Linked DNA regions of Homo sapiens: region 2 is linked to region 1. A link is an interaction called in ENCODE POLR2A ChIA-PET data of the cell type or tissue named here. Cell type or tissue: CD4-positive, alpha-beta T cell. All regions are shown on one strand. Each heading gives the region's core, and the rest is flanking DNA. Links, peaks and the distances in the headings are about the cores only. Region 1 overlaps MRTFA (myocardin related transcription factor A). Region 2 overlaps MRTFA (myocardin related transcription factor A).

What was found. ChIA-PET counts read pairs that join two places held together with the same protein. Peaks named below come from ENCODE experiments on the same cell type or tissue, not always from the same donor. Only the 100,000 strongest peaks of a DNase experiment are listed, where the experiment ranks them.
Region 2: POLR2A ChIA-PET joins it to region 1 with 10 read pairs; 8 of 35 experiments call an interaction of 5 or more read pairs at or near these places.

Annotation. Positions count from the first base shown.
Region 1 is chr22:40,531,506-40,536,878 of GRCh38, forward strand. The region is part of intron 3 of MRTFA (myocardin related transcription factor A); the gene reads right to left. Among named protein-coding and RNA genes, the nearest start is that of MRTFA-AS1, 12 kb to the left of the region's middle. In CD4-positive, alpha-beta T cell, for the core only: no CTCF peak of the experiment used is centred there; DNase peaks (open chromatin) are centred at 2,366 and 3,626; H3K4me3 peaks cover 2,576 bases; H3K27ac peaks cover 3,603 bases.
Region 2 is chr22:40,460,544-40,465,916 of GRCh38, forward strand. MRTFA (myocardin related transcription factor A) reads right to left here. Exons shown (of 15, transcript NM_020831.6): 4 at 2,678-2,743. Among named protein-coding and RNA genes, the nearest start is that of MRTFA-AS1, 59 kb to the right of the region's middle. RefSeq lists an enhancer at 3,006-3,115. In CD4-positive, alpha-beta T cell, for the core only: no CTCF peak of the experiment used is centred there; DNase peaks (open chromatin) are centred at 2,168, 2,928 and 3,368; H3K4me3 peaks cover 2,991 bases; H3K27ac peaks cover 4,708 bases.

The DNA of each region.
Region 1 (5,373 bases), core at 53-5,052:
AATATCCTGAAGTTTTATTTAGGGTAAAACTTTCCATCCTGAATTCTGTCAACAAGGTTTAGTTACTTTAAAACTCTCATTAAATAGCAGTCTCACCTATAAAGCATATATTCATATAGGTTAAAATATTCTATTGCTAGAAAACCTATGGCTCATGTTTATCTACTGATAAAGCCCAAAAGTCTTGACTTTTCAGAGAATGGCTTTTAGTTCACTGAGGCTTCATAACAGATGCTTTTTCATTTCCTATCATAAAGAGAGACAGTATTTTACTATACAGCTGTCATATTACTGTTACAATCCAGCTAATGGCTACAGCACTTCAGAACAAAACAGTAGCAATTTTACAAAACCAACACATTGTTAATGTTTTTGATCATATAGGAGACAGGTACTGGAGATATCAGTTTGCTATTACCCTTTCTATATCCAGAGTCTCTCCACTTTTACGAACATAAACAAAAGAAAGAAGTCCACATACACGCTACAGCAGACCCTTCATTCTACCTGCATCCAACACTCTTGTCAATTTCATTTCACCTACTATCATCCTTTGAAAGTTTTATGAAGTAGCTGGTCCAACAGATGGGTGGCTAGCCCTGCCCAACACATGACGAAGGAAAAACAGCTCTTAGCAAGCAAGACAAGAAAATATTAAGTATGTCCCTTTCCCTCTCAAGGCTGAGAACACTGAGACTACCTGAGAAGAAAGCAAACAATCTTTTAACCTTTATAAAGAAAAGTTACTGGACTGAGATGATCTGTAAGTAACAAGGTGATTTTAAAAAGGGAGAGAGTTCAAATGCTAAAATCTACCCCTCAAGATAAAACAGGCACTTGCCCACACATAGCAGAGAACTGGAATAGACAGGAAAAATAAATAAATCCAAATTAGTTTAACTGGGAGCTTTTTCATCAAAGACAGATGGGAAACATTCAGATAAGCACACTATCTTGTTTAGAACACAAAGCTCAATAGATCTGTAGGAGGAAAAGGAAAGGCAACCTGAAACACATAGCCTATATGCATAAAAAATGACTCATTATGGTCATATTAGTAAAACCAGAAAGAACAAAATGGTAGTGGTATCTGTCTTCTTTGCCCCTTCCCTGATCATAAGCTTTATTAACCAGATAGCATCTGATCCTGTCTTCAACTGATGTATATCTGTCTTTCAACATACTACCTAAAATGCTCCCCAAGGAAAACAGTGAGACCAATTCTGCCAGAGACAGTATCTGCCAGAACCAAGAAGTCTTATTTTCCTTTGAGTGAAAGCCAGTGGATGGGGAAGAGGTCCCCAAATGCCACTTGTCTGAATCTTTTAAGATATGCTCTGAAACAAGAAAACACTACAGATTACATTTTAGTAGAGATCTAAAAATAGCAAAAGAACATTCCCTATTTTTAGATATCTGACTTCCAAGTGTAAAAACACTAAAAGTAAAAGAAACCACTGAAAACTAACTATATTTTTAAAAGGGTTTTAAAAACTCTGAATTGGAAAACTGTTTTTAGAGATAAAATTTCAAAAATCCTCCCCTGTGTTGACTGACTCTTTGCTCAAACTTACCCATCTCCAAAATTTAGTCCTAATCCTATGTGTTATTAAGGGCATTTCCACAGAACCAAAAGATGGTACAGAAAGGTTATACCACAAACAAGAAAGAACAGCTAAGAAAAAAAATTTAAAGATGCTTTCATAAAAACATAGAGTCTAGACTAGTGATTAAAGACAACAATGTATAAAACAGCAAAGCAATTTAATTGTCTTTCATTTAAAACAGTGCCACAGACAATACAACACTTGATTAAAGAAGACAAAGAGTTTTTTTTCTCAAACAGGTCTCCGCAACTGAATAATCTTAAAACCAGTAACCATCTAATTCAAAGCTGTCAGAATAACTAGAATTTGCAATGAGAGAAAAATTAATAAAAAACTGAAAATGCAGTACATTTCTTCCTCCCCATTTCTGTCCACTCCTAGTACAAATATGACCCATTTTTTTTAAAGAAGCCTGTGGCAAATAAGATTTGTAGGAAATTATTAGCAAGTTAGGAAATTAGGATTTATGTGAATTACCTGACTGTACTGCCATCATTAACATCTCAGGTTCCAGTAGAGTCATGACGGATTCTTCCAGAAACAAAAATCCACAAATATAATGAAGAAAGTCAAAGTCACAGGAGAAAAGCTGTCTTGAAAGCTTTCACAAATTCAATCTGATGCCTTATGCTCAAATCAGACTGTGAGAATATCCCCTTCTCAGTGCAGTTACCAATTTATCCACCCTTCAGGCGAGTCAAGATGACACAGATTTGAATTACTGCCGACAGGAAACCAAAAAGCTCTCCAGTTAAGACATACTAAGTGTGGTTAGAACAGTGAGCAAGCTCCTCCCCTTGCTATTCGTCTCTGGGGGAGGGGAGAGACATATATAAAGAGACTTTCAGAAAACAGATCAACTGCTTTTTTCCTCTCAAGAAGAGAAGATGAGGTTTTGTTCAAAATCCCACTATAAGAGACTGCTGTTAATGCAGTTTAGTGGAACAGATTAAACACAATCCAAACAACTCAAGCTCATGAAAGAAGCAGTCCAATTACTGACCCATTGATGAGAGGTGGGGAAGAAGATTAAACACATATAAACACATATATACAAAATGTAAGCTCCATAAATTTTCTGAAAAAGAATTCCAACGGCTTTTTTATATGTGGTATTTATAGATAACAGGCTAAGGAAGTTGAACATTTAACTACAGAAGCTCAACTATTTCTCCACCCCCACTCCAATTAAAATATCTGTTTCAAAAAGTCATCTGAATACATTCCAGAGCTGTAATCTGTCTTTCAGATCTGTCAGTCCCCTAAAAGAGCCTCTTACTTGTGCCTATATTAGACATACGGTCTGTGAATAGACAGTATACTGATGTTATTTGATTTCATTTACTTTTTTTGTATGTTTGAGACAGGGTCTCACTCCGTTGCCCAGACTGGAATGCAGTGGTGCAAATGTGGCTTACTGCAACCTCGACCTTCCAGGCTCAAGTGCTCCTCCCACCTCAGCCTCCTGAGTAGCTGGTCTCAAACTCCTAGGCTCAAGCGATCTGCCCACCTTAGCCTCACAAAGTGCTGGGATTACAGGCATGAGCCACTGCTCCCCACAGCACCTTTCATTAACTGATATTCATAACAATGATATTAAGATTACTTTCAGTCTATCTGACTGAATTTTTTAAAGTTGGAAACTAAGAATCCATGTTTGGTGTGTTTATCTAGAATTCTTCAATCTTTCTCGTTAACTATCAGCCTGTATGTGAAAGCTGGCTGCTGCCAATAGCCCAGCGAATACCTTAATGCTTACATAGTAAACAAATGGTAAATAAAAGCAGTAGGAGACCTTAAGAGAGAAAATAGTCTCAGAATGACTGAAGGCAATATTTTGTTATTAGTAAAGAGAAGCAATGCAAATTTGGGGTGAGGGAGACTCAGTACAAGAGAGAAAAACTTCCTTCCTTTCTCACTCCAAGAACATCATGTTTAAAAGAAAAGCCAGAAAAGCTCTATATAGAACTGTGGGAATGACTCAACAGGCAATGAGTAGCAGCCAGTGTGGGCTAAATGCTGCTCTGGGAAAGCAGAAGCATCTCACTGGCCCCTTCTGGCAACCAAATTTTCAAACTGACTTAGGAAAAACGGGTAAATTTCAACTTTGAGTCTACATGACAGTCTGGTCAAAGGTTAGCAACTAAGGGAAAAGCATCCCTAAAAGGTTGAGAAGATTGAGTCATTCCTTGGTCCTTATGTGGGCTGTATAATTTGCTGTGTGAGAGGTTTTTTCTTTTTTTTTTTTTTTTTCTTTTTGAGACTAGGTCTCACTCTGTCCCCCAGACTGAGTACAATGGCATGATCTCAGGTCACTGCAGCCTCAACCTCCCAAGTTCAAGCGATCCTCCTACCTCAGCCTCCCAAGTAGCTGGGACTACAGGCATATGCCACCACACCCAGCTAACTTTTGTATTTTTAGTAAAGATGGGGTTTCACCATGTTGCCCAGGCTGGTCTCGAACTCCTAAGCTCAAGTGATCCCCCTGCCTCAGCTACCCAAAGTGTTGGGATTACAGGCCTGAACCACCACACCTGGTCTTTGTTAAATTTACTTTGTCTCTCTAGTAATGAGGGTTTTCAAATGAAACAAGTTTTCACAGTTCGGTATTTACAGGAAAATAAATATAAACTTTAAGATTCCTGCACAGAAGATGGTAGGAAGGGCAGAGGGCTGGCTGTCTCCCTCCTGCCAAAACTGTTCGCCATAGAAGAGAGCATGTAATGCCACAGTGTCAATACTCCAGCACCACAGGAGATATTGAGAGTCATGTGATAGGAATAACAAATAAACATAACATCTCAGTTGATTTGACTTTTTCTTAGCAATTCCACACCCACTATCTCACTGGCACTTTGAGGTAAAAAGACCTAAATAAAAGAAAAACAATTTTTTAAACAGTAATCTTTAAAAAATTAAACAAGAAGCACTTACTTTCGTAGGCCAAACGGGAGGGTGGGTTGAAACTAGAAGTTAGAGACCAGGTTGGGCAACATGGCAAGACCCCATCTCTACCAAAAAAAAAAAAAAGAAAAAGAAAAAAAGCCAGGTATGGTGATGCCTGTCTGTAGTCCCAGCTACTTGGGAGGTTGAGGCAGGAGGATCACTTGGGCCCAGGAGTTCCAGGCTACAGTGAGCTGTGATCACCCCACTAAACTCCAGCCTGGGCAACAGAGCAAGACCCTGTCTCAATAAATAAATAAATGGGCCGAAGCCGCCGCCGCCCGACCGCCGGGAGGATGGAGTTCAGCGGGCAGCGGAGCTGTCTCAGTCTTTGCCGCGGCGCCGGCGAGCGCCGCCCGGGAGGCAGCGGCTGGAGGAGCGGACGGGCCCCGCGGGGCCCGAGGGCAAGGAGCAGCCGCCTGCCTTGGCCTCCCAAAGTGCCGAGATTGCAGCCTCTGCCCGGCCGCCACCCCGTCTGGGAAGTGAGGAGTGTCTCTGCCTGGCCGCCCATCGTCTGGGATGTGAGGAGCCCCTCTGCCTGGCTGCCCAGTCTGGAAAGTGAGGAGCGTCTCCGCCCGGCCGCCATCCCATCTAGGAAGTGAGGAGCGCCTCTTCCCAGCCGCCATCACATCTAGGAAGTGAGGAGCGTCTCTGCCCGGCCGCCCATCGTCTGAGATGTGGGGAGCGCCTCTGCCCCGCCGCCCCATCTGGGATGTGAGGAGCGCCTCTGCCCGGCCGAGACCCCGTCTGGGAGGTGAGGAGCGTCTCTGCCCGGCCGCCCCGTCTGAGAAGTGAGGAGACCCTCTGCCTGGCAACCACCCCG
Region 2 (5,373 bases), core at 168-5,167, 71 kb before region 1:
ATGCCTCTTACTTCTTTAATCTTGGTAGCATCTAGGACTACCCTAGGCACAAAGTAGACACTAAGTATATGATGTCCTTGGTGAAAGGGACAAGTAGATGAGAAACTGGGTAGCTATCTTGTTTCTCCACAGTATGGACTGGGAGGTTTGGAGTGTATTGTAAAGCACAGCATTGCCCTACCTGATCACATTGCTGATACAATGAACAAGCCACCTAACACTTTAAGAACTGGGGGTAGAGAGTCCTTCACTGGAGGGCCACAGAAGACAGCATAATGTAGGTAAATAGTCTGGCAGTGAACTGCAGTAAACAAAAAGATTAATTTGGGACTTAAGCTCCCTGGGCTGATGTTTAGGATAGAAATAGACCCCAAGCCGGGCAAGGTGGCTCACACCTGTAATCCCAGCACTTTGGGAGGGTTAGGCAGGAGGACCGCTTGAGCCCAGGAGTTCAAGACCAGTCTGAGCAACATAGGTAGACTCCATCTCTATAAAAAGTAAAAATAATTAGCCAGGCATGATGGCTCACACCTACAGTCCCAGGGCTATTCAGGAGGCTGAGGTGGGAAGATCTGCTTGAAAGCCAGAGAGGTGGACGCTGCAGTGAGCCATGATCATGCCATTGCACTTTAGCCTGGATGACAGAGCAAGAACTTGTCTCAAAAAAAAAAAAAAAAAAAAAAAAAAAGTTAAAAGAAATAGACCCCAGGCTTCTTACACTTGTTATAAGGTTCTCTTAGAAATGGACCCTATCACTATTGTGGTAGGTCCATTCTGACTTGCTTAAAAGCCTTCAATGGCTTCCCATTGCACTTAAAACCAAATCCAGCTGGGCATGGTGATGCACACCAGTAGTCCCTGCCACTAAGGAGCCTGAGGCAGAAGGATTGCTTGAGCCCAGGAGGTTGAGTTCAGCCTGGGCAACATAGCAAGACCCCATCTCTTAAAAATTAAAATGAAGGCCGGACACAGTGGCTCAGGCTGTAATCCCAGCACTTTGGGAGGCTGAGGCAGGAGGATCACGAGGCCAAGAGATCGAGACCAACCTGGCTCATACGGTGAAACCCCGTCTCTACTAAAAATACAAAAAAAAAAAAAAAAAAAAATTAGCCAGGCGCTGTGGTGGGCACCTGTAGTCCCAGCTATTTGGGAGGCTGAGGCAGGAGAATGGCGTGAACCCGGGAGGCGGAGCTTGCAGTGAGCCCAGATTATGCCACTGCACTCCAGCCTGGGCAACAGAGCAAGACTCCGTCTTAAAAAAAAAAATTAAAATTAAAAGCCAAATCCACCTCCTCCATGTGGGTGATAATGCCCTGGCTCTAGCCCTGCCCACCTTACCCATCTTCACTTGCCCCTTCTCTCTCTCCACCATGCCCCAGCCACACTGGCTTACTTGATGATCTCCAAACACACCAACTTCTGGCCTGCACCAGGCCCAGACACTTGCTTTTTCTTCTCTCTGAGCCCTCTTCCTGCTTTCTGAATGGCCAGCTTCATCTGATCCTTTAGATCTCAGCTCAAATCTTTCCTCTTCAGTGAGGCCTTTCTTGAACATCTTATTCGAAGTGACTCCATCTTATTCCTATTACTTATTAACACACCAATCAGTTAATTTACTTGATAGTACTTACCAGGCTCTGAACTTACCAACTGCATTTCAAGGTGATCCCTGCTCTGAAATTTCTTGTCTACTACTAGTCTTGCCCTTCTAAATATAAATCACCTGAGAGCAAGAGCTGGATTTATCTTGCTGCATCAACTATCACATATTAGGTACTCAAAGATTTTGAATGAATGAATGAATGAATGAATGAGAGCTAGGAAAATATGGTAGCAGTCAGCCAGCAGACAATGAGTTAAAGTGAAAAACATCAGTTCTCCCACCATGAAGCCAGAAGTTGTATGATTGTTTTTTGACTTACAGTGTATCCAAGTAGTGATAACATACAAACAGAAAAGAGAGCCTATGTTCTCTGCTGATGATTTAAAAAAGAAAGGTCCGAAAGATCAAAACCTCACCAGCTCCAGTTTCAGCTCCGTTTATAATGCTGTTGGTATTAAAGGCAAATTTCCTTACTTCTAACAGATTCCAAGGTTTGGTTTCATTTTTCCCCTAAGGGATGGACTTCTGCACCCACTGAGCCCGGTGCCGTGATAGCGCCATCAACGACTCTACTCAGCCATGCTCACGCCCAGGCCAGCCTTAGAGTATCTCAGGATCTCACTCTACATAAAACTGTGGTTGATTCAAAATACCAGAAAAGAGGTTTCTCTTCCTAAGAACCAGAACATGAAGGCAAAGCATATGGGAGAAGTGGTTCTTCCTCACAATACACCAGGCTCAAGATCTGCCCCTCCTATAAAGGGAAGTATAACAGAGTGAAAACTCTTTTAAAGGTGCAATTCCAAAGTAAAGGAAAATTCAGTGGCACCCTTTACACCTAATTTAAACCAGGTTTGACCCTTTAAACACAGTTTGTTTCACTGAACTTGATCAATTAGTTATCTTAACTATTTAGTGATTGAGCTCTAAACTTGGAAAGTCATGAGAAAGAAGAGAGTGGAAAATAAAACGCATCATCCTTGTTTTATGTTAGATGCTTCCCATGGCATACTCGGTGAACACAGCCATGTCCTAAAAGCAATCTACCAAATGCTGAGAGAGAGAGGCACTTACGCGGCATGATCCCTTGGCTCACCAGTTCTTCCCGGGTCCGGCGCTGCTGGAGTTTCAACTGTAGCACTGCAGGGCAGCAGAGAGAGAGGAGAGATGAGGGGTCAGTTGGGTATTCCACCTCAAAAAACACATTTTCAAACGCAAAAAAAGTCTAAAAACAGAAGGATGTAGTGTGAAAGAAGGGTCCCCTTGAAGTGCAACTGTCTGTAATTGCAGAAGTGGCCTGATACAGCAGAGTTTCCGTATTCTGCTGTGGGCGGTGAGAGGAAGTTGCGAAGGGTCTTGCAGGGCGATAACAATCCACAAAGCATCAGAGTCTTGCCTTTTGCTCAAAACCTCCAAAACACTGAGTCCTCCTCCTAAAACTTTTTTAAAAACACCTCTTCCAAACTCAAAATATCCTAACGAGGACCACCACCCAGCAAAAAAAGCTTTCCAGATGCTCTACGCTTAACAAATGTTTACCACCATAAGTATAGTGAATGAAAGAACTACTCACACAGATCAGGAAGTACTATTTGTAAACTCTTTTTCTTTTGTATCTAAAAATTATAGCCATTTCACCAAGCAATGCCTTTTTCTAGCCTAGAAAATATTTTACCGTTAATATGCCTCTGTTTTTCTTCTTTCTCTTCACTTAGAGCCTTTTCTGTTGAGGTGAAACAATTCAGCTAGATGACTCAAAGCACATCCGGGCTAGGGGAGACTGATGGGTGTTTCTCTTATTTTCACTCTGGCAATACTGCTTAATGAAAAAACTTAATAGGGATTTTTTTTAAGTTAAAAATCAACTATCAGCCAGGCACAGTGGCTCATGCCTACATGTAATCCCAGCACTTTGGAAGACCGAGGCGGGCGGATCACAAGGTCAGGAGTTCGAGACCAGCCTGGCCAAGACAGTGAAACCCCATCTATACTAAAAATACAAAAATTAGTCGGGTGTGGTGGTGCGCGCCTGTAGTCCCAGCTACTCAGGAGGCTGAGGCAGGAGAATTGCTTGAACCTGGGAGGCGGAGGTTGCAGTGAGCCGAGATCACACTACTCTCTCTCACTCCAGCCTGGGTAACGAGAGTGAGATGCTGTCTCAGGAAAAAAAAAAAAAAAAAAAAAAACAACTATCTTTCTTTCAAAAGCCAGTTAAACCTAAACGGTGTTACAACTACAAACTACACAGAATGACAATGGCACAGCTGTCATTCAGAGACTAAATGAGAAACTGCAGAGGTTGCAGTGAGCTGAGATCATGCCACTGCACTCCAGCCTGGGCAACAGAGCAAGACCCCGTCTAAAAAAAAAAAAGAAAGAAAAAAAAGAAAATGTTCAGAGGAGGAGGGTTAGGAGGATCCCACGGGCCAAGGAAAGCCTCCTTACATAATTAAGTCTTCAGGTGTAGGGGCCTTCCAAGTCACATCTGAGAGGAACCAGAATCTACTGGGAATCATCTTAATATCTGCCTTTTTCTATCCACAGAGTAGCTTTTAGGGAGGCGTCCAAGAATCGCAGAACCATAACCATGCGCCTGCCTACATCTCAAATTCAGTAGATCCAAAGCCAAACTTGTTTTCCTCCCAAAAACCTAATCCCCTTCCCATCCTTCTTACTTCTTTAATGATATCACTATCTTTCCCAGTATTTTTTAAATGTCTGGGCCAACTTCAACTCTACCTCCTCACACTCACACTCCCCTCTTATCAATTTTACCCTGCCATGTTTTCCCATGCTGCAGTGGTAGCTCCCTGGCTGTGTCCTTGCCTGTAGTGTCTCTCTCCCATTTCAAGTTATCTTAATCAAGCCTGGCCAGTTACTCTTCCTCAAGTACCGTGAATTTTTTCCTACCTCTTTTATTCACTTCACCTGGAAATGCCTACCCTGTTCATCTGAACTTCCCCACTCACTCCACAGCATTCAGTTACTCTAGGCCTCCTGTGAGCTACCTTTTATATGTTAGGGAAAAGTATAATATTTTGCCTTGTGTAATAGTAGCCCTTGAACATCTTACTTCTCCTACCAGTTTATAAGTTCCTGGAGAGAAGAGAATATCCCTTACTGATATATGTCCCCCATAGCACTTAATACATAGTAGGCATTCAACAATGGTTTCTTGTACTGAACTGGATCTCAAAAGGATGTTACAAACAGTCTGAGAAACTGAACCAAGAGGCTATTATTATTTTACAAATTACCATTGTTAAGAACAAAGCCTTGGAGAACTAAATCGATAAAAACAGCAGGAGCTACAATAATAGCTGACACTTATGACGCACGTACTCTGTGCCAGACACTGTTTTACATTCTTTTATATTTTAACTTACTCTTCCTAACAGCCATATGAAGATACATTTTGGTGTTTTATTTTTTGAGACAAGGTCTCACTCTGTCACCCAGGCTGGAGTGCAGTGGCATGATCTCAGCTCACCAAGGCCTTGACGTCCCTGGCTCAACAGATCCTCCCACCTCAGCCTCTGGAGTAGCTGGAACTATAGGTGCATGACACCATGCCCGGTAATTTTTTAATTTTTTTTTTTGTAGATACAGGGTTTCACCATGTTGCCCAGGTTGGTCTTGAACTCCTGGGCTGAAGTGATCTGTCCGTCTCAGCCTCCCAAAAGTGCTGAGATTACAGGTGTGAGGCACTATGCCTGGCCAAGATAGGTATTATTAATCCTATTTTACCGAGAAGCAAAGTGAGGCCCAGC